Regions from separate parts of the Homo sapiens genome. Here region 1 is linked to region 2. Evidence: chromatin contacts called from ENCODE Hi-C or POLR2A ChIA-PET data. All regions are on one chromosome and are shown on one strand. The core of a region is the stretch at or near the end of the contact, and the rest is flanking DNA. Distances in the headings are between cores, read along the strand shown.

Evidence for each region. Hi-C counts contacts between places; a loop is a spot of excess contacts on that map. ChIA-PET counts read pairs that join two places held with the same protein, here RNA polymerase II (POLR2A). Pooled maps may share reads with other maps.
Region 1: a loop to region 2 is called in a map of heart right ventricle, with 4 times the contacts of the local background. The contact joins the enhancer-like site here to the promoter of PDE1C in region 2. A Hi-C loop is called at or near these places in 37 of 168 maps with a recorded cell type or tissue (Calu3, IMR-90, Right ventricle myocardium inferior and 13 more) and 19 of 50 pooled maps. POLR2A ChIA-PET finds 5 or more read pairs at or near these places in 1 of 52 experiments (AG04449).

What each region holds. Positions count from the first base shown.
Region 1 is chr7:32,148,914-32,151,613 of GRCh38, reverse strand. It overlaps a transcript of PDE1C not described here. Among named protein-coding and RNA genes, the nearest start is that of PDE1C, 80 kb to the right of the region's middle. Within about 2 kb of position 1,418, at least 3 of the 41 ENCODE cell types and tissues checked have a DNase peak (open chromatin) inside an H3K27ac peak, as active enhancers do; they include heart left ventricle and heart right ventricle, where a contact is called at or near this core.
Region 2 is chr7:32,069,113-32,071,847 of GRCh38, reverse strand. It overlaps PDE1C (phosphodiesterase 1C), which reads left to right and starts at 1,441. Exons shown (of 18, transcript NM_001191057.4): 1 at 1,441-1,555. The coding sequence starts at 1,455.

The DNA.
Region 1 (2,700 bases), core at 169-2,668, 80 kb before region 2:
ATAACTACTTAAAAAGCCATCTATGTTGTTGCATGTATGATCATTTCTTTTTGTTGCTGAGTAGTATTCTGTTGTATGGATATACCATGATTTATTTATCCATTCAGCTGTTGGTGGACATTAGCATTTGCCAGTTTCTGTAATATAAATATTCCCACCATTTCGAATTTCAAATTTCCAAAATAGATTCACAGAATGGAGTTGGGAAGAGATGCACACAATTAACTCTCAGGAACTGTAAGAGACAATCTGCTTCATAAAGGCTAGGAAATTAGTTCTGGGCAATAAATAACTATGGAGTGAAGGGAATTGAAGTATTTCATGGGAACAGTTGGTAAGTGGAATATCTTTGTCTTGGGGAGTCCTTTATCATTCTGTTTGTGGGGGTGGGGCTGGTTCTAACTTAAAAATAGCTGGTTTGGGGACTTTGCACATGTGATTGCTAAGAAACACTATTGTGTTTACAGAGACCGTTTGGTTTGAAAGAAGGTTTATTGCTTAGGAAATAAATACTGATTATTGGCCAGAGTAAGTAATGTTTTTAGGATTTCTTACAGATACGATTCTTTGAAGAATAGGGACCTCATCTGGGAAAACATTTTGTTTTTGAGTCCCCAGAGACCTAGGTTTGAATGGGGACTTTGTCATATAGAACTCATGCAAGCTGCTTCCTCCTCTCAGCATTAGTTCTCAGGTATAGAACAGAAATACTCAGAGTTACATTGCATGGTTTTTGTAAGCATTAAAAAAAGATACTGTACTTAAAGCTCAGCATGGAGCTAGGCCCCTGCTGGTGGACTACAATGGTTGCCCCTAGTACTAGGAAGCATTCAACCAATATTTGCAAATGAACGAAGACCTAACCCTTATGTGGTTCTTAGTATGGGTCTGGTCCTATTCGAAGTGCTTTGCATACATTAACTCATTGGGAGTACTGAAACATAGTTAAGTAACTTGTCATGTTTACTTAGCTCTCAAGTGGTGGAGCTGGATTTTGAACCCCTGTAGTCTGGCCTCAGAATCCAAGGGATTAATCCCTGAGCTGTGCTTAATCTCTCAGGTGAGTTTTAATGGTTCCACCTGTTTCTCTGGATGCCCATCAGGAAGGTGTGAGATTCTGTCATCTTGGAAGATCATCTTTAACCCCAATGCACCCTAGGGAAACCCTACTGACCTTTGAAGAAAGGGAGGCTGGGATGCTCCTTCATAGGCCAGAGGGGAGCCCAGGAGGGTTTGGAAATTCTGCCAGCCTTTGGGCTGGCAAATGCAAGGGCATTTGACATTCTAGGCTCTTTATCACTGAGGACTTAATGTGGCTGACTCTCTTACACAGTGTGAGTAACATCTCCCAGAGCTGGGCTGCGATTATCCAAACATGTAAGGCCACCCAACAATGATGTGACCCGGAGCAAAGTGGCTCTGCCAGAAGCCAGCCAGGGCACTTTGGGAATATGAGCAGCTCTGCTCTGATAGTTGAGTTGAATCCGGTGCTGGGAGTCAGTTCTGCAGAGCTGTGTGACCTTGGGCATCAGGTTAGACTGTTGATTGAATATTTGCCACATCCTTCCAAAGAGGGATGATCTTTCTTGACCCACCCAGGAACTTAGATCAACAACTTAGAGATAGAGATTATCTCCTTGATTAGAGTAGAAGCCCGTTTTCCAGACAGAATGTGGGATCATTACTTTCTCTTATTTATGCTTCATTACCCACAATGGGGGTGGAGTGGGGGTGGGCAGGAAGGCTAAGCCCTGTTTGCCTGTTTGTTTAAAGACAGTTTTCTTAAAAGAAGTTTTTTGTTATAAAAGTGATACATGCACATGGAAAAGGGAAAAGGAGAAAATGCCACTCATTGTTCCTTCTTTCCAAATGTTAAAATTTGATGGACTTTCTTTATGAACGTTTAACTCCTTTGATCACATAGTATCACGTTCTAAAATTTACCATTATAACCCGCCCAACATTTCTCCCATGTTTAAACATCCACAAATATAAAAAAATTATAAATGTTCCTTAGTGGATGTACTGTAATTTAGTCAACTGTCTCTCCATATCTGGACACTGAAGTTATTTAAGTGTTTTTGCAATGTAATATAAGCAATGCCGTGATGGACATCTTTGTTCAAATAGATTTTTGTAGATTTAGAATAATTTTCTTGGGATAGAGTCTCATACTTCAGGCAGAATTTGTGGAATTGCCCAGATGAGCAGTGTGGTCTGAGATCAGAGGTGTTCTGGCTAATAATTTCTCTGTTGTCCTTCTTCAGACACTGTTCCAACCCTCCTTCACTTGACATTTTCTTAACAAACAGGTGTTAACTGTAATCGTTTTGGTTTTAGAATGTTTTGCTTTGACCCTTCCCCTAATAGAAGCATAATATCTAACTAACTTCGATGTTCATGTTATCTATTGACATAGGACGTTGGGGAGGATCCTTTCTCAGCTTTTCCTTTCTCAGCTTTACTCAGCATTCTTTGGGTACTCTGCAGTGTTTAATTTAATCTCCATACATTTGTTGATTAACTGAAGAGCAGGTGTGGTCAATTGAAGGTACTTTAATTGGGAGTCAGAAAATCTAGGTTCAACATCTGGTTTTGCCATTTTACCAATGTCTTTACACATAGCGATGAACTTTTCTGAATCTTGTTTTCCACCTGAAAAGTGAAAATATCTTTCTCAGTGAGTGCTTGTGAGATGAT
Region 2 (2,735 bases), core at 192-2,691:
TTTGACGGACCCTTCTGTGATGTCGCTTGCAATCATCTTGGGCATGGATTCCCCCAGTCTTTGGTTCCTCTCTTCATCTGTCCTCCCTCCCTGACTCCCAACTTCATACCTGGTCCCGTTCTTCCAGAGCATTCTACCTTATTGACATTGTTCATGAACTAGGGGAACCCTGACAGTGAGTTGCAGCTTTGTGGAGCTGAAACTTTGTCACCATCCACAGCCGCCCAGCCAGCACCCAGGAGGGACCCTCTTGAGTAGCGTGTGATATTGATCTGAAGAAACTTACCTCCTCACTATTGGTATATTTTCTCCTTTTCTTCCGCACAAGAGAGAGAGATGGGGGTGGGGGGGTGAAAGGGAGGGAGGGAGGGAATGAGGGAGGAGAGAGAGCGCGAGCGAGAGAGCCCCTTTAGCAAGAAAACATCAAGAGTTTTTGAGTGTGGTGTGTGGTTCCCTTCGTCCCCATCAGTCGCTTCAATATTTCAAAATGGATCCGGTTCTGTGGCGGGTGCGAGAGTGAGGCTGTGGGGGACCTCCAGGCCCAACCTCCGCGAAGCCTCGCGGCTTCTGCGTGCCCTGGCCCCGGGAGGATAAGGATTTCCCTTCCCTCCTACTTGCGCGCGGAGCCGAGCTCTTGTTGAGGTGAGGGTTCCGGAAGCCCACGCAGCTCCGCAGGTCGGTGGTGGCCGCGGCTGCCCTGCGGGGGTGAGTGTGCCCGGCCGGGGTCGGAGCCCAGCGTGTGCCCGGCAGACGGCGGTGCCCGCGCGCCCCTCCCTCCGCGCCCGCGGTGACAGCCCAGACACCAGCCCGGGCGCTGACAGACGACTTTTCTCACTTGTCAGTTTTCTCGCTTGTCAGCAGAGCTGCTGGTAAGTGAGAGAAAACAGAGGGGCGCGAAGGCAGGCGCGGCCAGGGAGTGAGCGGGGCGCTGGGCGCGGGGCGGAGCCGGGTGCGCGGCGTCCGGGTCAGGCCCCACCGCCCGCGCCGGCTCCCGCTTTGCTCAGCCGCCGCTTTTCTCTCCCTTCTCACTTTCTCTCCTCCCCACCCAGCCCTCCTTTTCACCTCCAAACCCTTTAGCTGCGCGCTGATCGCTTCTGTGGCTTTGTTTGGGGGTAGGGGGAGAATACGAATAGACCCGAGGTGCTTTCTCTTGGAGCTGGAGTCCAATCCCAATCCCTATCTCTATCCCTATCCCTGTGCTTATCCCTGGGCATTAGCCCGGGACCATGGCTGGTTCCCGCAGCTGCCTCCGGAGCGCACCTGGGGCCATGGTTTGCCGCGATCGGAGTCCGCTCTAAGTCGGAGTCTGGGGGCGCAGAAGGGGGAGCGCGCCGAGAAAGTGCCGGGCAAACGCGCGCCGCGCCTGGCTGGGCATCGCGAGCTGGGCGAGGAGACGGGGAGGGGACAGCCCAAACTATCTCAGCTTCACCGCCAGTGGTCACCTACCTGCAGCTATGGAGTCGCCAACCAAGGAGATTGAAGAATTTGAGAGCAACTCTCTGAAATACCTGCAACCGGAACAGATCGAGAAAATCTGGCTTCGGCTCCGCGGGCTGTAAGTATACCTATTTACTTCTCCTGCCCCATTTCCCGCTCCCATCCTTATTTTACCACACAGCCGCAGTCACGACTGCTCACCCTGTTCCTGCATGGGCCTTTAAATACAACCCTAGAAGTTCCACAACTGCTGCTCTGTTAATTACAGTCACTGCTACTTTTCTTCCAACACAGAGAGGGTTGTCTTTCTGTCTTAGAATGCCTTGCTGTTCCAAGTCATGCTTTTTTGGGGGGAAGGAGAGATGTCCTTTGATGAGTCAGTTATGGTGGCCCAATACTCAATGAGGTGTTTCTGATCCTTTTTGCCCAGGGAGAAAAGTTTGAGACCCAGACAGGGACTTTTAATTGAAGGAAGAATTTTTCTCTGCAAACTGCTTGCATACACTTGGGCAGGTGGTCCAAGAACTTACCAACAGTTAAAATTCAACATGCATTCTGGCTGCTACATTTCTTTTTTCCCTCTCCTTAGCCCAGTCGAACTTCTGATATTTCCTGGGGTTCTTTTTGGTGGAGAAATGTTTACTAGAAGGAAAGGCTCTTGTGGAGAAAGGGGGGGCAGAAACGATATTGGGGTTTTCTTGCAATATTTGAACAATGAAATAGAGTGGCCAGAATTCTAGTTGCCCTGATGGATGGAGATCTCTGAATTTCATTCACTTCATTGGGTTCTGTCTGTTTTTGGGTACTGAGGAGAGGTGACCTGAAAATACATGGTATTTTCTGTAAAAATATTTCATCATCAGTGAACTGCTGGTCACTCCAGTCAGGAGCTTGAGGGATAGCTGTATATTCACAGCTTGCTCCTCAGTCACTGGGCAGGTCCCAAAGACACCTTCCATTACTACTAGATACTACTTTCATCAGTCATTTGGCATCAGATATCTAGTGTGGTTTAAAAATATGGCTTTTCTCCAAGCATATTCTCTAGACATTCTGTTTCTAACAAGGGCACTGATGGGAAAACCAGCTTCCTGCCAGTTTGTTTGTTTTGCTGCTGTTATTGTTTTTGAAAGCACACACACAAACAAAAGACAAATAAAAAATGTGTTGATCTAAGTTAGCTTGATATTCAAAGTTTCTAAGGAGAAGCATTAAGGTAGTATGTGTTTCTTTAAGGGGTCCTTATTGACAGGTGCAATTTATAAAAGCCATTCCATATATAGTCCAAGTGAGCTTCA